Regions from separate parts of the Homo sapiens genome. Here region 1 is linked to region 2. A link is an interaction called in ENCODE POLR2A ChIA-PET data of the cell type or tissue named here. Cell type or tissue: PC-3. All regions are shown on one strand. Each heading gives the region's core, and the rest is flanking DNA. Links, peaks and the distances in the headings are about the cores only. Region 1 holds the start of LOC124902792 (a long non-coding RNA gene). Region 2 overlaps PRDM10 (PR/SET domain 10).

Region 1 (11,360 bases), core at 3,459-8,458, 220 kb after region 2:
CATCGTTCCCGCAGCTAACTCTGCTCCCCGACACGGGGTCCGTGGGGAGGTGTCGGCCGCCGCAGCCCAGTCTGGGTGGAGATGAAAAGCGAGTGGAAAGGCAAGACTTGCTAGGGCGCTGCTGTCTTCAAACAGGCCCCGTCTCCTGGAGGCAGCCCTGGGAGGGCCTTGGCTGATTGAAGTAGCCCGAATTATGAAGCCTGAAGCCTTTGAGGCCAGCCGCCCCATCCAGGCCAGGAGTAATTGAACAAATAGTTTATCTGGCTAACCAACAGCTGTAGAGCCCAGGCGATTTGGAGAGGATTAGGGGAGAGTAGTGAAAGAATACTCCCACAGGGTCCTCCAAATCCTCCTCCTGAATCCTACCAACGAAGAACACATGTTGGAGCCCTGGAATTGCTTTTTAAGTTCGTTTCTCTCCCTTTCCAAGCGACTCGGTGCAGCGCTGGCAAGAATTTTAAGTGGCTGAAGCAACGTCTTTGGGGTCGCTGCCATTGGGTTCCTTTCAGTTGCCTCCTTCAATTCCTCCAAACCTCGCTTCATCCCAGACAGCTCAGATTCATGCAGAGATTCCGATCGCCCTGGGAGGAGCCTGAGGGTTGCTGCCTTTTCCTCAAGTCTACATTGCTGGCAGCTGTTGTAATGTCTAAGTGAAGGGCCAGGACCGAGTTCAGGTTAGGATAAAAGGGGAGGTGAGAGGGTGGCTGGATAAAGAGAGAGGACATGAGGAATTCCCTTCCCTGTGTGAGAAAAAGTTGAAAAAAGAAGAAAAAAAAGCTCCAAATGAATGAAAGGATTAAATATTAAAAAAAAATCTGAGTACTAGATGAAAACTTACAAGAATTTCCACGTTAAAACCTTTACAACCTCGGGATGGTGATGTGTTTTTCACTATTCAAAATTCAGAAATTACAAAAGCTGGAGAAGACTGGTAAGTTAATATTCTCCATGGCAAAAACACCATTTGCAAATGTCATAAACTGGGTAGAGTGCTTGCAACTCTTATCATAGAAAATGGCTAAATTCTGGCTGGGCGTGGTGGCTCATGCCTGTAATCCCAGCACTTTGGGAGGTCGAGGCAGGTGGATCATGAGGTCAGGAGTTCGAGACCAGCCTGGCCAATATGGTGAAACCCCATCTCTACTAAAAACAACAAAAAAACAAAACAAACAAAAAAATCTGGGTGTGGTGGCACATGCCTGTAGTCCCAGCTGTTTGAGAGACTGAGGCAGAAGAATCGCTTGAACCTGGGAGGCAGAGATTGCAGTGACCTGAGATCGCACCACTGCATTCCAGCCTGGGTGACAGAGTAACACTCCATCTCAAAAAAAAAAAAAAAAAAAGAAAAAAAAGAAAAGAAAAAAGGAAAAAGAAAATGGCTAAATTCTTTATAAGGAACTCAGAGATGCCAATCAGCAAAAGACCAAAACCTAAAATAAAAATGGATAAAGGATATAAACAGACAGCTCATAGGATAGAAAATAGAAATGCCCGCTAAGGCAGATCACTTGAGGTCAGGAGTTCGAAACCAGCCTGGTTTTTCATGGTGAAATCCCGTCTCTACTAAAATATACAAAAATTAGCCGGGCGTGCTGGCAGGCGACTTAATCCCAGCTACTTGGGAGGCAGAGGCAGGGGAATCATTTGAACATGGGAGGCGGCGGTTGCAGTGAGCTGAGATCAAACCATTGCACTCAAACCTGGAAGATAAGAGCGAGACTTCTCTCAAAAGAAACGTCCACTAAATATGTAAAAGTGATGTTCAACGTCACTCATGATAAGAGCAAAGCAAGTTAAAGCTACTCCAAGATACCATTTTTCACCTGTCCGATTGGAAAGAATCCTAGTTTGACAACACATTGTGTTGATGTATCTGTGAGGAAACGGAACTTTCTGATGTTGTTGGCAGGTAAAATGGACAGCAATTTGGCATTATCTGTCAAAATTACAAAGGCATGTAACCCTTGACCCAGCAATGACACCTTTGGGGATTTACCTTATAAAATATTGCGTACCTGAATGATGACATGTGCACAATTTATTAGTTACCACTGGTTTTTTAATAGCAAAAGATTGGAATCCCACTCACTTACTCATCAAGTGGGAAATGATTTCATAAATTATGGTACTTGCCTATGGTGGAATACTATACGGCTGTAAAAAAGAATGAGGAAAGTTTCTAGGAACTGATTTTCAAGGTATATTATATGAAAAAAAAGTCAAGGTGCAGTAGAGTGTATACAATATGCTATCCTTCCTGTGATGAGAAAAGAAAAAAAGAAAATGTCTATGTTTGTTTGCAGTATCTTAAAGAAATCTGGGAAAGGGTACCCTAGATACTGGTAAAATGAACTAGCTGTGCACATATGTGGAGGAGATTGTAACTGGGGTGGAAGTAAGACTTCACCATATACTTTTCTGTGTGAATTGATTTTTGAGCCAATGTAATGCCTATTCTAAAACAAAATAAAGCACTTCATATAAAGGGCAAAATTAAAACATAATGGAAAAACTACCAAAACCCAATGAGGAAGTCATTGTTCCAATGCCCAAGTGTGGGTGGAGTGAAGCAGAGAACATTCTCCACCACTTCGCAGGTGTGGAGGAATATGGCTAGACGGAATTAGCAGAAGGGCACAGCTCCCGTGGACTGTGTCCTCCCAGAGCCTCTCACCCCGGTCAGCCTGGGAAGGGGGCCTGAACCAGTGAACCAGAGCCTCTCAAATGTCAGCCTGAGTAATTTTTTGCCTCTAAGTATTCTTGTGTGGTTTCTTCTGAGCAGGTTCATGAATTTTCCTTTTCTTTACAGGCATCTTACAAATCCTTAAGGAGGAGGCTGTGTCCCCAGAGTCCTGTAGTCGGGACATTTGAGAATTTGGGACCCAGTTGGAAGTGGTTGCATATTTCCATTGTGTGGGAATATGTAAAAGGACTTTATCTGCAGGTAGCTCCAAAGACAGGAGCATGACCCGGCTGAGCTTTCAGCCCCCATTCTGTCCTGGCTCCCACGGAGGCCATTCTTTCAGACCAAGAACCTAAATCTGAAAAAATAGCCCAGGGTCAGAGCAGCCTGCTTGGAGTGGGCTATGGGGCTGATTGATGTATTTAGAAAACATTTATATGGCACTTAGCATATGCAAGTACTGGCTTAGTGCTTTGCAAATATCAACTCACTTACTTCTCATAACAATGTGTGAGGAAACTAGTTTCGGTATCATAAATTTAAAATGCGAAACTGAGGCACAGAGAGGTTAAGCAACTTGCCAAATGTCACACAGCTGGCATATGGCAGGTCAGAATTCAAAACTACGCAGTCAATATTTCACCAAAACACTATGCTGGCTTTTTAAAAAATTGAGGCAATATTCACATAACATGAAATTGTTGGTTTTAAAATGTACAATTCAGTAGCATTTAGTACATTCAAATGTTGCGCAACCATTACTTCTATCAAGTTCCAAAACATTTTCATCATCACCAAGGGAAAACCTGTACCCATTAGCAGTCATTCCTCATTCTCTCTTCCCTCAGCCCCTGGCAATGTCTACTATACTCACTGATGCTATAGATTTGCCTCTTCTGGAAATTTCATACAAATGGAATCACACAATATGTGACCTTTTGGATCTGGCTTCTTTCACCCAGCACGATGTTTTTGAGGTTCCTCTGTGTTGTAGCATGAGTCAATACCTCACTTTTTTTTTAAACAGCTGGATTATATTCCATTGTGTGGATTTGCTACATTTTGTGTACCTACTCATCCAGCTGCACACTTGGATTTTGGCCACCATTTGGCAAGATAGTGCCACTGTGAACATTTGTGCCCAGACTCTCGTTGAACACCTGTCTTCAATTCTTTTGGGCAGTATGCTGACTGTTTAACAGAAGCAAGGAGCAGGTGCTCTCACCTTCCCGAGTGTTTGCTCTTGAAGTTGTCACCCCCCTCCACCCCCCACTCTTTATTCATTTTTCCTAGAAAAAAATCCAAGAAGGATAGAAAAGTTGTCAGATCACTGAGTAAGGAAAGTCTGCTCTGGGGAAGAAAACAAGAAGGAAAAAAATAATAGTGGAGACTATACTCACCACCCAAACCCTAGTCATTTTCAGCTGCCATTCAGTCTCCAGTTGCCACAGGTGATAGGGCTGGGACAACCTTCTTAGCCAGCCTCGTGTGATGGAACGGCGAGCCTGCTGAGGCTCAATTCCATCCCAGGGGCCTCCCTGCCTTCTGAGCAGCTCCAGTGTGCATGTGTTGTTGCCAAAAGATGCCTGGCCTCCACCTTGCCCTGAAGAGTCAGAGATAATGCTGTGTGAGAGCCACAGTGGAAAGTCGGCTTTCTAATGGTCTGGACAAGCCCCCTCCTGCTGCTTACCATCCACAAAGTCTTGGGAATCAAGGTGTCTCCTTCCATGTTCTACAACATTCCATGGCTATTCTTTCTATATTCCAGCTTTGGGAAATTCATCATTAAGTTATTGTTGAGCTTTTTTCTCCCCTGCCCTTTAGGACTGACCAATTCAAGTTCCTATGAGTCCACATAAGCCTCATTTTCTAGCCTCAAGTTATTCATGTCTCTTTTTCACCATGCGGCCTGGAAAAGACCTAGTTGGGCTTGATCAGATTGGAATTAAGTCAGGGACAGCACATGGCTCCTGAGCCCAGGGCAGCTCTGCACTCCTGAAATTTCAAACCTTTGCTGAAAGCTTAATAATTTCTTTTTAAAAAATGTTGTTCTTCCACCATTGCCCATGGTTTTTGTACTCTTTCTTTGTTCTCTAAATGTCTAGAACAAAAGTCACAAACTGGTGACCGTCAGGTTGAGTGTGACCTGCAGACATATTTTTAAACACAGTGCTTTTAAATAATGAACTAATTGGGAATTTTGCATACAAATCTGGTTATCTAGCTTCTCTTGAAAAATAGGTGTAGCCACACACAGCTGGCATTCTGTCGTAGAATAATCAGTTGACCCCAAGTGGTGGCTGTCTCTGAGGGGTCTCCAACTCAGTAGAGACCCCCGACTCATACAAGGTATGTCTCTGGCCTGATCCCTGTGCTGATTTTCTCGTTTATGTGACCTTCCTGACTCTTTGTCTACAGTTACACGCAGAACAGAAGCAAATTACTTTAAAGGTTTTGGGTAAAGAATTGCAACCTATTTTGGACAAATGCCTTTAGTTTTTGGTGACTTCCTGAATCCCAGCCTCAGTATCAATGAATGATCACACACTTCAGCAATTTATTGTGGGGGCCTCTCCTATACAAGGATGGCGGAAACAGAGAATACAGGTTGGTATTTCAGTTATTTTTACCTTAATTTTCCACCTTTTGTTGACTTTGAAAGGTATTCAGTGACAGGTTGCATTGGTATGTAAAATGCTTTATAGAATCAGGCCAATTATTATTCTTGGAGGGAAGACATCTTTTTGTGGACACGAGGTTGCTTCACTGGAATGCTGACAGAAGAGAAGTGAAAAATTGCCTGAGACCCTGAGAGTTCATTTGGTCATGAACCTGACACCTGGAATAGCTAAGGGATTTTTAAAAATCCTTAATTAAAAAAAATTTTTTTTAAAGTCGTAAATCTGGAAGGAGCAGGAAGAAGGGATGACAGGTTTCAAAAAAAGGAAGACGGAAGAATTTTAAAAAGGACACTGTTTACGAACGTGCATGTGTGCATGTGTGTATGTGCACGTTTGTGGAATGGAGGGCATGTGAGTTTGTGCATGATAAAGGGAGAGTGCATGCTCGTGTGTCATAGGAGATTTCCCTCGAGTTCCCCTTCAAGATGTTTGTTTACTGAAGGCAGAACAATTTATGAGGCGCTTCCATCACCGTTACCAACTGACTTTTGATCATTGCCCGAAGTGTCAGTCTGAACGCCTTTCACTCAATTTTTCATTCTTCCTCCCTTTCCACAGTCTCTGCTAGCACAGGAAGGAGTTATTCAAAAGTATTTACTGAGATCCTATTACTTGCCTTCAGTCATTCTGCACACTGGGAATTGCAGGCAATGCAAAGGCCGGAAATAAGGCAGGCTGGGTGGGTGTGCTCGGGCATAGACAGCCATGGACTGCCCTGGAGTTTGCTGGGAGCACAGGACGGTGCAGAGGGGCAGTGGCCATGGTTAGTGCCCTGGTGGCTGCAGAAAATGATTGAGATTTTATTCTAATTGCAATGGGAATTCGCTGAAGAATTTTTAAGCAGGAGAGCAATATAGCTTGATTTATATGACCATGGCTGCAGAGAAATAAGTATACTTTCATTTATATATTAAAAATTAGAGAGAAATGTAAGAAATTGTTAATTAATTAAAAATAACATCGATAAACCTATTATATGTTAACACTATATTTTATGAAAACTATTTTCCAAAGCAAAGAAATTTTAGTGAGAAAAGTAGTATCGCTTTACCTTTTTGCAACTCTTGCTAATGTTTGGCTTAAAAGAAGATAGTTGAATTCTCATGTTTGCTTCTGAATAAAATGTGATGTGTTATTTTAGCTAAAATATATGAAGAAAATCTGGCTTCATACAGAGATGTAGTTGTAAAGGGGAGAGGTGCTTAGTACATAAATGTGGATATTTTTCTACATGAAAAATTGACAAGTAGTTTCTTAAAGGTGAATTTCAATATGGATTCTGAAACCACATCAATGCACTCCATACTTACTTACATTAAAATCCATTGACCAATCTTGCATTTGAATGGATCTTTCACTCATGTATGATCTTATAACATCAGCATTGGTCATTTGGAAAATAATGACCCGCTAAATTATGCAGATCTCCAAATGCTGACAAATATCATTATACAAGAGAAAAATAATCACATTTGTTAGTAACAGCACTGATCGCACTGGAAAGTCTTTAAGGGTTGGGGAGCTGTCAAGTTTTCAGTGATGGAAACAAGTTTTCCAAGATTATAATTTTTGCTTGAAAGATCAAATTTTACCATTGGTGACAAATATTGCCAGTTGTTTTCATTGAAGTGGCAGGCTCATTTTATTTGTTTTTGTGAAAATGTCTCTAAATATCCATATCTAAGTAAACAGTTTGCGTGTCAGTCCCTCAAGTAATAATAGCATTCCATGAAAAAGTGTCTAGTTTAGCTGGCAATTCAAATAATCACACAATCATTTTATCCTCTAGACAGCTGTTGTACTTCAGTACACAGCAAAGTGTTTTGCATGCGGTGTGTAACATTTTTAGAAAGTATGTACTCAAGGACTGAGATTTAATAGAATTTTTTTTACTGTTTCGTGAAGAACATTCTTAAGTGAAACTGATACTTTTGTATTTTAGTTATGAGTGCATGTAAAGGAAGAACACGATGACTACTAGTAAAGTGTATTAGGCCGTTCTTGCATTGCTATAAAGAAATATCGGAGACTGGGTAATTTATAGGAAAAGAGGTTTAATTGGTTCTGCAGGCCGTATGGGAAACTTAGTGCTGGCATCTGCTTCTGGGGAGGCCTCAGGAAGCTTATACTCATGAAGTGGGAGCAGGCATGTCTCATGGCAGAAGCAGGAGCAAGTGAGAGAGAGTGTGGGGGGAGGTGTCCCACACTTTTAAATGACCAGATCTTGCAAAAACTCACCATCATGAAGACAGCACCAAACCATGAGAGATCTGTCTCCATGATCAAAACACTTCCCACCAGTCCCCACCTCCAGCAAGATAATTCAACATGAGATTGGAGTGGGACAAGTATCCAAACTATCATCAGGTTTGCTGCTACAGCCTTGATTTGTGTTAGGCGCCAACAGTTTTACTCATCACTGCTTTTGCCTCATCAGTATAAACACGAACACAGTGAAAAAGACAAATAATGTCTTAGTGTTATTTTGAAAATAGAGTTGACCTTGCAGATCCCTGAAAGAATTTTAGAGATTCCTTAGTGGTCTGTGGATCCCACTTTGAGAAACACGGACTTAGATTACTGAGTGCTCAAAATCCATAAATATTAAGTCTTGACTAAACAGTTGGATTGTTTTAGAGAAAACAGTCTTATAAATTTGGCAGGTGGGAAAGTCTTTTGCCCATGAATAATCATGTCCACACTTCTCATGGTATGAATAACCATTTTGCTACACATTAATATATATTAAATTCACAGTTTCCCTTTATCTTTCTCAAGCCCTAATATTTCTCCATGTTATTGATGATGAAATAGGTTCATCTCATTTCAGACTCAGCAGAAGTGGGGTAGAGCTGTGTTTGATTTCTGAAAAATACTCAATATATCACCCATTTTATTATGTACAATGCCACAAAAATGTCTGTAACTACTTTTCATTTCATATGATTACTAAATGTAAGCAGAATGTACTGGGTGTTTTATTATATAGGTGGTTAAGGCCTGGTAAAAACAACGTTTTGCAACACTACCTCACCTTGCACAATTGTGCGAAAGAGATTCAGGAATAGAGTTCCTGAGTGTTGCCATGAAACAGAGATCACCTTAGGCCTCTGTTTCCTTGGCTGTAAAACAAACTCATTGATGACAATCAGAATTCTTCACCTCTGTTAGAGAAGAAAGACAGCAGATCTGGGTCCATGCCCCAGAGGTGTGACCTGGCCAACCCACTTTGAATTTATGGTGGAGTGGATTTAGAACACCAGGGGTGGCTGGGAAGGACAGGGCACAACAGACTAGTATTCCCACCACCTCTTCTCTTCAGGATCTTACGGACATTGGAGGGCCCTAGACCTGTTCTGACTATGGGTCCCCCGTCAGAAAGCATGAGAGAGATGTTGGTATTTTATGGAAAGCCCATGGGATTTTGAAAGGCCATTCATGTTTCCCAGCAGAACTAGGGCGTCCAATTGAGTTCAGACTTGCTCCATGCAACCATTGTCAGGTCACATGACATCTTTAGGTCTCAGCTTTTCATCTGTAAATGCAGGCCGCTGGGCTAGGGGATGCCTAACACTTCTTCCAGATGCACTGGCACTGAATGCCAGGAAGTCTGGCGATTGAGGGCTGGCACCAGGAAGAGGCCCAGATGATTTTATGAAGGTATTAAATGCCACCTTTAGGGGGTGTGCGAGGCCTCCCCGCAGTCCTGAAAAGTTACGTAGCCAATTCTTCAGCATTTCCAATGTTTCTGGGAATCTGAGTTCTTAGGTGGAATGGAATTTTCTGTCTAGGGAACCAATCTGTGGTGGAGCTAATACAGAGATCAGGAAAAGTGGCCACAGCAGACATTCCACAGGGGAAAGAGCAGAATAGCTAAACTAGTCTAGTGAGATTGAACAAAAGGAGGGTGCCAGGTACGACCCTTAGTTCTAGGCTCACGTAGTCTTTAGTTCTAAGGCTAATCTTAGGGAAGAGTTTTGGGGAGATGGTGGAATGGTGGAGATTCATAGCTGTCTCAAAAATAAGTTTATGTTTTCATTCAGCAAACATTTATTGATCTGGGAATGTGTTGGGTGTTGGTGAAACAAAGAAGACAGACCGGGGTGGGTTCTCAGCCACACGCAAAGCCAGTCATGGCCAAGGACGTTGCCATAGGGTGGGATGAGGGGCATGGCCAGCTACTTTCAGACAGATGAGTATATGTAGTCTAGGGGCCGGAGATGCCCTCTGAAGGCAGCCGCCTAGAAGGGTATGTAGAGGTTAGTGAAGAGAGTTGAAGGCAGCGGGGGGGGAAAGAGGAGGAGGCATGAGTGGGGTGTCGCTGTGCTGGGAGACCTGGAGGGGATGGAGGTGTGGCATCTTGGGAGTTGGGGAGAAGTTGAGTCTGGCTCTTTTGTTGAGTGAGAGATGGAGGATTGGGTAAGAAACAAGGCTAAAGTGGTTGGGAGGGGTTGGATCGTCTTAAGGAGATGGAACTCCTCATGGAAGTTCAGTCTCCATAGAAACCCCTGAAAGGCTTTAAGGGAGGGACCTGGAGGAGCTCTTTCAGCTGAAGTGGTGAATGGATTGCGAGGGAACGTGACTGTAGGCTGGGACAGCTGTTAGAGGTGGTCGTAATCTTCCAGGCGCGAGATGATGTGGACTGAAATGGTGTGGAGACAGTCGGAGGGAACTGCGAGATCATTGGGTGTCAGACTGGGTTTGCAAACCTACGACTTCACTGAGAAGTGAGCAAAATGAGTAACCTGTTCCCCTCAAGCAATACAGATAATGTGGAGAGATACTTGTTTCCACTGGAACTTCCTCCTCCACCGAATCCGACTGCTGTACCTGTGTGGATAGGTAACCTACAGACCGACTGCCCCACCTCAGGAGTCCTGTGTGCTTCACGACTAAAATCCTCTGGCACTTTCAGCCTCATTGAAGAGAGATGAAATCCAGTTGGCTGTAACCAGGGACCTGGAGTAATGTGATGGTGTCTATTACCAGGGAATGGTGGTGAAAGTCTCTGACTCCATTTAAGATGCACTTTCATCTGTGATCTGTTGATTTCTTTTGCAGCCCAGCTGTTTCCACTCAAAATAGTGGCAGAGCAAGTTTGCCACTCAGATTCTTGAATTGGGAGGAGGTGAGTGTTCTTCTCCCAGCAGGAGAACTGGTTTTGTTGCTTCTGGCCTCAGGGGTGGCCCAGAGGCACTCAGAGAACTGGAGACCAGGAGGGGTGTTGTGTCAGAGGGCCAGTGACCAGGATTCTAACAAAGCGTTTTCCACCAGGTGCTGGACATGCTGCTTACCGCATTGCTGGAGTGCAAGATTAGCTGGTCTATGCTCAGAGTGCCTGGGGCCTGAGTTTGCTGGAGATGTGGTCTTAGGATTCTCCGGGGAGGTGTGAGTTCATGTCCTGTAACTCTAGAACTGCCCAGAGCTTGGTGCAGTCACACACTCAGATCTGACCGACTGTCTGTTCTTACCTTTCCCAGGCTCTAGCAAGTTCACAAGGACACCAAGCAATCTCCCAGACTTAGACTGTACACTGGCTGCTCTGGTACTGTTGCTGGAGCCTTCTCCTCTCTCCTCCCCTTCCCAATAGTTCCCACTGCAATAGGTGTAGCAGTGATACAGACAGGAAATGGAGGTGCTGTTGATGCTGCTGCTGCACCCTTAAAATTCTATAGAACTTACAGGGTGTACTCTGGAAAAATGATTGCCATAACCTTATTCATTGACTTATTGGATGAAATATGTACTGAGTGTCTACTAGGTGCCAGGCACTGTAATAGGTTCACGGAATAAATCTGTTAATAAAATAAAGAGCCCTTCTCTTGCGGAGGTTTCATTATAGTGAGAGCTGACAAACAATAAATGTAATATTTTGACTCTTTTGAAGGACTTCACCCCCAAATTTAGCCCAATCCATTCGGGAGGACGCATCCCTCTCTCTTGATGCCAGGTGTGGCCAGGGAGCCAGTGCTTGTCAAGAAATCTAACCTCCTGCT
Region 2 (11,360 bases), core at 2,598-7,597:
TGGCACGATCTGGGTTCTCTGCAACCTCTTCCTTTTGCGTTCAAGCAACTCCTGTCTTGCTGATAAAATCCTCAGCCTCCTGACTTGCTGACAAATCCTCAGGCTGACCTCAGGCTGATCTGCCCGCTGCGGCCTCTCAAAGTGCTGGGATTACAGGCGTGAGCCACCTCGCCCAGCCAAATTGTTAGATTTTTAAAGAGTATAAAATGTTTTGAAAATTCTGAAGCTCTGTATGGCTCGTTTGTGAAATATGAAAATTGATATATTTAATCACCTACTATGTACTAGACCTTGTGCCTAGAGTTGTTACATACATCATTTCACCCTCACAATAAAATTATCTCCATTTTACATATGATAGATAATCACTTTAACTGCGCTAGTATCTTCCCTCAGAGATTCCAAAAAATGTGGGATACTAACACATAAAATGCAAGATACATTGTAAAGCAATGTATGTCCAAAAGTTCTCATCATAGTGTCACATGTAATTGCAAAATATTAGAAATAACCTAAGCGTTTATGAATGCAAGATTAAAAATATGCAGCTGTAATGAAGAATGAGGAATGTCTGTATATATATGGAACAATATGAAAGGTATGATATTACATGGGACAAACAAGATATAGAAGAAATGCTACCTTGTATGGAATCAGTAGTGTGCATCTATTTGTGGTTGGAGAGGGAGAGAGTATATATGTATGCTTGTGTGTATGCACACAAAATAATTTTTGGAAGAAAATACAATAAATTGATAATATAGGTTGCTTCTGAGGAACGGCTAGGGCATTCCAGGTAGGGAGATTGTCCACTGTATACCTTTTTGTGCCTTTTGAATTTTGAGCCAGCTGCATTTACTACCTATTAAAAGAGATACAAATAAAATTAAAATAGAAGAAATAAAGTATACCTTTCTAGAAATGAAAACAAAGACAAAAAGACTCTCTGGGCTGTGTGTGTTTTGTGAGGGCATGGGCTGTACCTGCCGATCCCCGCAGCACCCCAGTGCCTAGCATAGTACACGCCTGCGCATTTGTGCCATCAGTGAGCCAAGCTGAAGGAAACAAGCCACTCAAATTCCTCTATCGGAAGGACACCACATCTCTTCTGTGGTGTCTCTGCTAAAAATACATATCCTGAATCTAACCATGAAGAAACATCAGACAAACTTAAATTGAGGAGCATTCTGAAAAATAAATGACCTGTGCATTTCACAAATGTCAAGGTCATGGCAGACCAAGAAAGAGCAGGGAACCGTTTGGGATTGAAGGAGACTGAAGGGCAGGACAGCTGAGCGTGCTGTGTGCAGTACCGGATTGCATCCCAGGCCAGGAGAAAAAATGTCGTATTCTTTTTAAAGGACATTCATTAGAGTTGACAAAACTTGAATAAGGTCTGTGAATTAGGTAATATTACTGTTACCGTGTTAACAGCCTCATTTTGATAGTAGTACTGTGGTTATAAGAAAATCTTCTTGTTTTTAAGAATTAGGCACTTAGGAATTTAGGGGGAAAGGGGCATTGTGTTGGCAACTTACTCTCAAATGGTTCAAGTGAGAAAAGGGAGGGAAAGAAAGAGAAAGAGGGGAAATAGTAAAGTAAACATGGTACAATGTTAACATGCAGGGAACTGGAGTGAAGAAACACAGGAATTCTTTGTACTATTTTGACAACTTTTATGTCTGAAGTTATTTCAAAATAAACAACTTTAAAAAAAAAGTTTCCTACATGGAACATGTTATGACTTCTTCTCTTCTCTTCTCTTCTCTTCTCTTCTCTTCTCTTCTCTTCTCTTCTCTTCTCTTCTCTTCTCTTCTCTCTTTTTTCTTTCAGCAGGGTCTCTCTGTGTTGCCCTGGCTAACCTTGAACTGGGCTCAAGGGATCCTCCCCCTCAGCCTCTTGAGTAGCTGGGACCACAGGTGTGTGCCACCACGCCGGGCTCTGATTTTGTAATTACTGAGCCTTTTATGTCCTTTTGTACAATTTTGTAGTTTTCTTCTTACAGATCTTTAGATGATTGGTGACATTTATTCCTTTCATTTTTTTTTTTTTTGAGATAGAGTCTCACTCTGTGACCCATGCAGGAGTATAGTGGTGTGATCTAGGCTCACTGTAACCTCCGCCTCCCAGACTCAAGCGATCCTTCCACCTCAGACTCCCAAGAAGCTGGGACCACAGGTGCACACCACCACACCTGGCTAATTTTTGTATTTTTTGTAGAGATGGGGTTTCACCATGTTACCCAGGCTAGTCTTGCACTCCTGGCCTCAAGTGATATGTCGTCCTTGTCCTCCCAAAGTGCTGGGATTACAGGTGTGAACCACTGCACCCAGCCTATTCCTTTCTTAATACCTTTTGTTTCTTTAAATAATGGCTTTGTTGAGATATAGTTTATATACCATAGGAAACTCACCCTGAATATCTTTGTATATATTTTTAAATAGTACTGCTATATAAGGAAGGTATGCTTTAAAAAAAATCAACTTTATTAGGGTATAATTTAAATGTAATAAAATTCACATATCTTAATAGGTTGATAGCTTTTGACACACATATTCCTTATGTAACCACCACCTCAATTCAGATGCAAGATACAGGATATTCCCATTTCTCCATGAAGTTCCCTTGTGTTCCTTTCTTCTTACATTCACCTGTTGGTGGACGTGGCATTCTTTCAAGTCCCCCCCAAATGGGGATTGGAAGAGTAGGGCGCATGCAGGGTGAATAAGTGTGGTGGGGGGTGCTGCAGCTTGGGGATGAGAATGATAATGTTGAGGCAAAGCAGGAACAGGCACCTGGATGGCTCAGAAGATGGACATGGCATCCTCTCTTTTCCAGAGTTGGGCACAGACTTTCGAAGTTCACGTACCTTCTCTTTCTTTCTTCTTTGGTCTTTATTCTGGCATTGTGGCTGCTGCCCTGTTCACACAGCAAATGTCAAGTGGACTTTTAAAATACCAACATTTTATCATCATCAAAAGGGAAGACTGACTACCTTAAAAAGCCTGTTTTGGGAAGGAATAAGATTTTGAGATGCAGGTATTGTGCATGTTAAAGTTTAGTAAGGCTTTTTATTTGGCCGCTAATCACTCCAACACTGACCATGTGAGAAAAAAAGTTTGTATTTGCATTCACCAAATTTTTTACGCAGAAAATGTAGCTCCCTCCACTTGCCGCCTTCCTCTCATCTTGAGACTTATTATTCTGCTGTTCATTTTGAGTAAAGGTGGTATGGGAAGTTAGTGTCTACAAGGAAAGAGCCTGCATTTGGCATCTGAGAAACTCATTCTCCTCACGACAACTAATTTTAATTAGAACTAATATTTTTAATGAGGATTGCATTAGACAAACATGCACACATTTATGTATACACAAATATATATGCAAAATATATAATTTTATAAGATATTATATATACACACACCCACCCCCAGTGAGTGTTTAGAACATAGCAAGCATGCAATACATTATATTATTATTTTTTTAAAATTTCTTTTTCTTAAATAGAGATGGGGTCTCACCGTGTTAACCAGGCTGGTCTCAAACTCCTGGCCTCAGGTGATCCTTCCATCTTGGCCTCCCAAAGAGCTGGGATTGGCCGGGTGTGGTGGCTCATGCCTGTAATCCCAGCGCTTTGGGAGACCAAGGCAGGTGGATCACTTGAGCTCAGGAGTTTGAGACCAGCCTGGCCAACATGGTGAAAACACATCTCTACTAAAAATATAAAAAATTAGCTGGGCATGGTTGCTCGTGCCCGTAGTCCCAGCTACTCAGGAGGCTGAGGCAGGAGAATCGCTTAAACCTAGGAGGCGGAGGTTGCAGTGAGCCTAGATTGTGCCACTGCACTCCAGCCTGGGCAACAGAGCGAGACTCCATCTCAAAAACAAAAACAACTCCCCTCACCCCCCCAAAAAAACCCCAAAGAGCTGCGATTACAGGTGTGAGTCACTGTACCTGGCCTATACTATTATTACAAATAATGTCTTCATTTTTACATTTTTTTGCCCAGGCGTGTTGCTTTTTGACAAAGCTTTCTTTTATTATTTGTGGTTGAAATTATAATATATTAAAATGTATTTATCTACTGAAAGTCTTGGTTCCTTTTCTGTGTTTTCTCAGGCATGCTGCAGACAGACCTTTCCGTCCTTCATGAACACACGTGTGGTAGACAGATGACTGTCCTGTACCCTGTGCTGCTCTAGGTGTGCCAGACGTGGAGCTGTCCAGTTGGGAGAAGATGGATTCCAAAGATGAAAGCTCGCATGTGTGGCCGACATCTGCAGAGCATGAACAGAATGCCGCACAGGTGAAGACTGGTCTTTTCCAGCTTGGTATTGAGAGGTTTTCAGCTGGACTCAGTTTGCTGACAGCAAAGAAATACAGCTGCTATCTAGTAGTGACTAGTCGTTAGGAGCCGACATGAAGAACTCGTACACAAGGAATAGGGACTGTTTTGGCCCCTTGAATGCTCCATCGATGTGGCTCACCGTGAGTTAGGAGAGCTAGACCACCAGCTATAGGCTTCTCCGCCTTGTCTGCAATTTACTGTCATAATCTGTTTTACTACCCCGCTTTATTTATGTTATTGCTGCTGAAAACCTCAAACTATAGTTTGTTTCTTTTACGTTATCCATAGTAGTTTGGTCCTTTGTGTGTAATGAGTACAGGTATGTCTATAAAGTGAGTGGCCTTTTCTTTTCTTTTTAAATTCAGAATGTAAACCTCTAAGTCAAAGTTGTTCCATTATGAGTCAGCCACTTTAGAGGTTAGTCACTTGACCAAATGCTGCTGTCATCGATGACCTTTGCCTTTCAGATTGCTGCTAGAACCAACCACATGTTATTTTGGCTGTTCTTAGCGAAGGCAAATCTCTGCATTTTTGGTATGGAATTGAATTTGGGATGATTAGCAGTCATATGGAGCCATGTTTTATGTGTGACCAAAGTATAAAACTTAATTTTTAAACATTGTAGTAAACATACACGTGTAATGTTTCATTAAATTACATAACCATAGTACCAGTATCAAAATCAAGAAGTTACATTGAAACATTTAAGTATGCAGATTCTATTTAATTTAAGCAATATAATAAATATACAATAAATAAAATTGGTTATCTGGTATGATTAAAAAGTCTCAGTATGGACCAAATATGGTGGTTCATGCCATTCCCAGCAGTTTGGGAGGGCAAGGCAGGAGGCTCGATTCAGTCCAGGAGTTTAGGACCAGCCTGGGCAACAAAGTGAGGCCCTGACTCTACCAAAAAAAAAAAAAAAGAAAAATTAGCCGGACATGGTGGTGCATGCCTATAGTGGTGCGGTCATGTCTCTAGGAGGTGGAGGCTGCAGTGAACCATGACTGCACCACTACACTCTAGCCTGGGTGACAGAATGAGACCCTGTCACTAAAAATAAAAATAAATAAAGTCTTAGTCTGATTACTTAAAAAAGTTCCACTGATGTTTCAGCAGAGTATATGAGAATTCTGTTTTGTTTCTCCTGGAAATCATTTTGAGGTCATTTCCATGCAGCTATGTATTTTGGTATATCTTATTTATAAATAAAATTGTAGTTCATTAAAAAGCAAAACAAAAGAAAATCTGGTTGTGACACTGCATGACCAGGGCCCTGTCTGTGGGTAACCAGATAGTAGATAGCCAAGGTCAGGGTCCCTGTGGCACTCCTTCCTCCCAACTGGTTCTTCCGCCAGCTGGGAATTCTGATTTAATGAATGATGAAGACCAAGCAGAAAAGCTTGGATAGCTTGTCTGGAGGAAACATGTTTTCCCTTCTTAAGCACTGAAACTAGTTCAAGGCTTTGATGTTAATGAACAAATCGAAAGTCACAAAATTGTCTTATAGCAATTAAGCCTGCTTAAATATGAGCCTAATTTTTCCAATAGACAAACTTTATCTTCCAGACAAATCAAATTTATGTAGAAGCCAGACTAATCATTTCGTGTAGAGGTGGAAGTTTGTTGTATTTCTGTGGTGTTTGATTACATTTTGTCTCTTAGGTTTCCTTCTGGGGATTAAATTAGTTTATATTATCTTGGGGATCTACTATCCTTCACTAGAGAAAACTGACATTAAAAAGTTAGGTCCAAAGCCAAGGCAGTATAAGAGCAAGGATTCCACCCTAAGAGTGCGTGACTTCGATAGCAACACATACATTATTTCTCTCCCAAATGTGTTCTTGGGCCATCTGCTTCCAGACCTTCAATATCAGGCATCAGGCCATGTGCCAAGCTCAGGCCTTCAAGAATTCAATCCTCCAAAGCTGACCACTCAGAAAGTGTTTTACAAAACTTCATTTCTGCTTTAGTTCTTTAGGTCTTGGGAGAAAATTATTTACCCTGGTGACAGCTGAAATAGTTGTCCAGAACCCCCTAAAAGTACTTTATTAGAATTTTCTGTGTCTTCACCTACCCGGCAAGGAAGAGTTCTATTCCATTCATTGATTCAGCAAGCATTTACTGATATGCCTCCAGTATGTCCTTTGTGTATGAAACAACTTGCAGGAAAGAAAGTGACCTGATTTTATTTTATTTTATTTTTGAGATGGAGTTTCACTCTTCTCACCCAGGCTGGAGTGCAACGGTGCGATCTCGGCTCACTGCAACCTCTGCCTCCCAGGTTCAAGCAATTCTCCTGTCTCAGCCTCCTGAGTAGCTGGGATTACAGGCGCCCCCCACCATGCCCAGCTAATTTTTGTATTTTTTTAGTAGAGACAGGGTTTCACCATGTTGGCCAGGCTGGTCCTGAACTCCTGACCTCAGGTAATCCACCTGCCTCGGCCTCCCAAAGTGCTGGGATTACAGGTGTGAACCACCACGCCTAGCCAAAAGTGACCTTATTTTAATGTGTCTGCTGAAAGACACTATTAGTTATAAAATAGAATTCTTATGATGTGTTGACAGCAATTGGCTTTTGAGTCTTGACGTATTTTTTCACACCACAGAGTAATTTGTATGTTTTATTCTGATAGTGTTGTCAGGCAGGAATCTTCAGTGTCGTTTCCAGGATCAATTAACCACGCCCTTATTACTCCCCAAAAGAGTTATCTGCATTGGCCATTTGAGGCAAAGGGGAATTTAAGTCGGTTGCCTAACATTTAGCAGTAAATCAATGACAAGGTCCTTGCATCCTCCCCTAGTCACCACCTCGGTGTAGACAAAGGTGTATCCATCCCCATTCTCCTGTCATTGGGGATCTTTTAGAAACCCAGGTGTGCTTGTTGATCACTTACCTTCCTGATACTGATTTTGTTCTTTGTCTCCTGTTTATGCCAGGTGCACTTTGTTCCGGACACAGGAACAGTGGCTCAGATTGTCTATACCGATGACCAGGTTCGCCCCCCACAGCAGGTGGTGTACACGGCAGATGGTGCCTCCTACACATCAGTGGATGGTCCAGAGCACACGCTGGTGTACATCCACCCGGTGGAAGCTGCACAGGCATGTGAAGGGTTATCTGTTGATAATTTGTCAATTAACTAATTAACCAATTACTTGTGTTTACTTTCTGTCAGTCATTGTGCTAGGTACTGGTGATGCAGTACGTATTCAGATAAGATCTGTGCTCTCAGCCAGGCGCGGTGGCTCATGCCTGTAATCCCAGCACTTTGGGAGGCCGAGGCAGGTGGATCATGAGGTCAGGAGTTCAAGACCAGCCTGGCCAAGAGGGTGAAACCCTGTCTCTACTAAAAATACAAAAAAGTAGCTGGGCGTGGTGGTGGGCACCTGTAATCCCAGCTACGTGGGAGGCTGAGGCAGAGAATTGCTTGAACCTGGGAGGCGGAGGTTGCAGTGAGCCGAGATCGCGCCACTGCACTCCAGCCTGGGTGACAGAGCAAAACTCTGTCTCAAAAAAAAAGATCTGTGCTCTCAAGGAGCTTGTAACCAACTTGGCAGAGGAAGATGTGATTTATTTCTTGACGCTAAATGCAATAAGGAGTTAGAGCATGGGTTCGTATATAGCTCTTCTCTACAGTTGACTAGGTTATGAATTTATTATTCCTAAGTATCAAGAACCAGGCCAAAAATGGCTCTGTGAAAACATACAGATTATTTCAGCTAAATATGTAAGAAAGGGTCCTGCTAAGCTTATTAGCTACCACTTCTTAATAACTTACTGATTTGCAAGGCTGTACTAGAAGCAAAGATGTTTACTGCCAAAAGGCGTACAATTATAGCTGCTTTTATTTTATTTTTTGCCAGTGACTTGCAGTATAGCTTCCAAATGAGTGACACCAATATCCCCCAACATATAAATGTTAATTTACATTGTTAGCACTTTACAATGTATAAAGTACTTTGAAATGTATATCTTTAACATCTAAATTCCATACTTTTATAGTAGCATCTTGGTAAGAAAAATTTGCCCTCATTTGATATTCAATAAAGAGGCTCAGATCACTCCCAAATAGAAATGAGGCCCGCCTAATTAGTGCCTTTCAAATCTACATAAGTATGAAATCACTGAAGACTTAGTGGTACTTTTGGAATACCCCTGCCTATATTAAAATAAGATTAGTTTATATAAGAATGTCCTGTGACCAACTTTCAGTTTATTACAATGTTACTAAATGTCTGAATTTGGATAATTTTTATTTTGTTTACTTATTTTTTATTTTTTTTGAGACAGAGTCTTGCTCTGTCTCCTAGGCTGGAATGCAGTGGCACAATCTCAGCTCACTGCAACCTCTACCTCCCGGGTTCAAGTGATTCTCCTGTCTCAGCCTCCCAAGCAACTGGGATTACAGGCACCCACCACCACAACAAGCTAATTTTCGTATTTTTAGTAGAGATGGTGTTTTGCCATGTTGGCCAGGTCTCGATCTCCTGACCTCAGGTGATCCGCCTGCCTTGGCCTCCCAAAGTGCTGGGATTACAGGCGTGAGTCACCGCGCCCAGCCAGATTTTTAAAAACTTTAGAAGAAAGGACATTTTGACATTTTTCTGGATTAGAGATATTAACTGTGGTGCCCTGGCTACAGTAGTTTCGAAGAATTTTCTCTAGTTAGCTTTGCTGCATCATGAGCCAACTTAGTTTATGATGATTAATTTTTTTTTTTAATTATGACTTTACTGACTATGTAGAAAAGAACTCATGGAACATTAAGTTCAATTTATTTTCCTTCTACTTCTCTTCTGATAATAAACATGCACTTACATTTGAAATAGCTGTAATCCTTGGGTATGTAATCCTCTTCTAGATGCCTGTCTATCTCCATCCATTTTCATTTCATCACAAGTCTACTCCCGTGAGCAGTGTTATGTGTGAACCTGTGAACCCTTGTTCATGTCATGTCTCTTGTGTTTTCATGAGATGCCTTTTTAATTAACTGTGACATTCAGTCCCAAGAAAGGCTTTGCTTACGAGTAAAATTGCGAAGTATGTTAGCCATTGGGATGGTTAGCTTATACAATCTCTTTGGAGCCATGTGAATGAAAAGCTTTAGCTAAATTTAAGATTACTATCTTTATTTTCTGTATTAATGAAAGCTTATTACTGGCTAAAATGGGAGTTAACTTTTCTAAAAATTGGTGCTTAGCAGTAGGATAATTTTTCTGTGTAGGCAGGCTATCCAAAGAGCTACTGATAATTTTTTGTTCGTTTGTTTGTTTAGACTCTGTTTACAGACCCCGGCCAGGTAGCTTATGTCCAACAGGATGCTACAGCTCAGCAGGTAACGAACTGCCTTTTTCTTGTTTGGGGATAACACTGTGAATGCCACTGCGCCTGGAATGCCCCATCCCTTTGCACTGCACCATCTCTGGATGTTTGTTTCTCATGTACTAAGAATGTTCTCCAGCTCCTTTAATGAAAACAAAGCAAAATGCAACATAATATTAACATATTTCAATAAGTATATACTGGAATAATCTGATAATAGAAAGTGATTTGTCAGAGAAATTTTTTAAAATAAGCATATAAACAGGGTATTTGTTCAAGTACCAAAGAATAATCATGAGGTTTAAAAGTGTCTCTTTTTTTGGAAATTGATATAGCTTTTGTACTTGCTCTATTTTTAAATACTGAAAAAAAATTCTTGCTTAAATTACATATAAATTTGGTTCCAATTTTCCTCATGCCAGCTTCTAAAAATTTGAGTTCTTCTTGGTTTTCTTTTAAAACATTTCTTTCCCATTACCTTCATTTCTGATATATCCTACTTGGCTTTGATGACTTCCTCCTTATTTCCTGCAAGAATGTGAAAGTGATAAAGAAGGTGTGGAAGCAGCTGGGCACAGAGGCTCATGCCTATAATCCCAGCACTTTGGGAGGCTGAGGTGGGAGAATCGTTTGAGACCAGACTGGGCAATATAGTGAGACCCCATCTCTGCAAAAAATTTAAAAATTAGCCAGGTGTGGTGGTGCACACCTGTGGTTCCAGCTACTTGGGAGGCTAAGGTGGGAGGATCCCTTAAACTCAGATGTTCAAGGCTGCAGTGAGCTTTGATTGCACTACTGCACTCCAGCCTGGGTGGCAGAGTAAGGCCCTGTCTCAAAAATAAATAAACAAAAACCAAATAGGTTTACTTTCATGTCAGGTAGTGTGACTGTAATTTGTCTATATTACTGAGTGCCATGACTGATTAATAATTAAATTATTCTCATTAAGAAGCACTTTCTGGCCAGGCATGATGGCTCACACGTGTAATCCCAGCACTTTCAGAGGCTGAGGTGGGCGGATCAATTGAGGTCAGGAGTTCGAGACCAGCCTGGCCAACATGGTGAAACCCTGTCTCTACTAAAAATACAAAAAACTTAGCCAGGCATGGTGGCGGGTGCCTGTAATCCCAGTTACTTGGGAGCCTGAGGCACAAGAATCACTTCAACCTGGGAGGTGGAGGTTGCAGTGAGCCAAGATTGTGCCACTGCACTCCAGCCTGGGTGATAGAGCAAGACTCCATCTCAAAAAAAAAAAAAATAAATAAATTAAATTAAAATTTAAAAGAAGAAGCACTTTCTGCTTTTTTATTTCTTGGTAGAAGATTTGTATGCTTCTATTTTAAAATTTAGAAAATGAACCCTAGTTATATTCATATCATCTGAAATATAGAGAAGTTTGTTAGGAGCCTTTTTTGTATAAGTTGGGGTTAAATTCATTCATGACTGGCAGTGAACGGCAATGTAATGGGGTCTTTGAACTTAAATGAGAATTGTTATTTATTTTAATAATTTTTTATAATACTTAGGTATATTCTTGACCCAAACCAACCTCATTTCTGTAAATACTTATTGATTCCATCAAGCAAGCAATGGATTATATATATATAATATATATATTTTTATATATTAGGATATACTATTATATACTTCATTTATTATTTTACATGTAGATTATTTCCTTTT

What was found. Peaks named below come from ENCODE experiments on the same cell type or tissue, not always from the same donor. Only the 100,000 strongest peaks of a DNase experiment are listed, where the experiment ranks them.
Region 1: POLR2A ChIA-PET joins it to region 2 with 9 read pairs; 1 of 35 experiments calls an interaction of 5 or more read pairs at or near these places.

What each region holds. Positions count from the first base shown.
Region 1 is chr11:129,732,410-129,743,769 of GRCh38, reverse strand. It overlaps LOC124902792 (a long non-coding RNA gene), which reads left to right and starts at 7,912. Exons shown (of 2, transcript XR_007062951.1): 1 at 7,912-10,752; 2 at 10,845-11,360. In PC-3, for the core only: no CTCF peak of the experiment used is centred there; a DNase peak (open chromatin) is centred at 5,409.
Region 2 is chr11:129,953,842-129,965,201 of GRCh38, reverse strand. PRDM10 (PR/SET domain 10) reads left to right here. Exons shown (of 21, transcript NM_199437.2): 2 at 4,120-4,306; 3 at 7,292-7,456; 4 at 9,631-9,690. The coding sequence starts at 4,238. Among named protein-coding and RNA genes, the nearest start is that of PRDM10-DT, 43 kb to the left of the region's middle. In PC-3, for the core only: no CTCF peak of the experiment used is centred there; a DNase peak (open chromatin) is centred at 4,771; H3K4me3 peaks cover 388 bases; H3K27ac peaks cover 628 bases.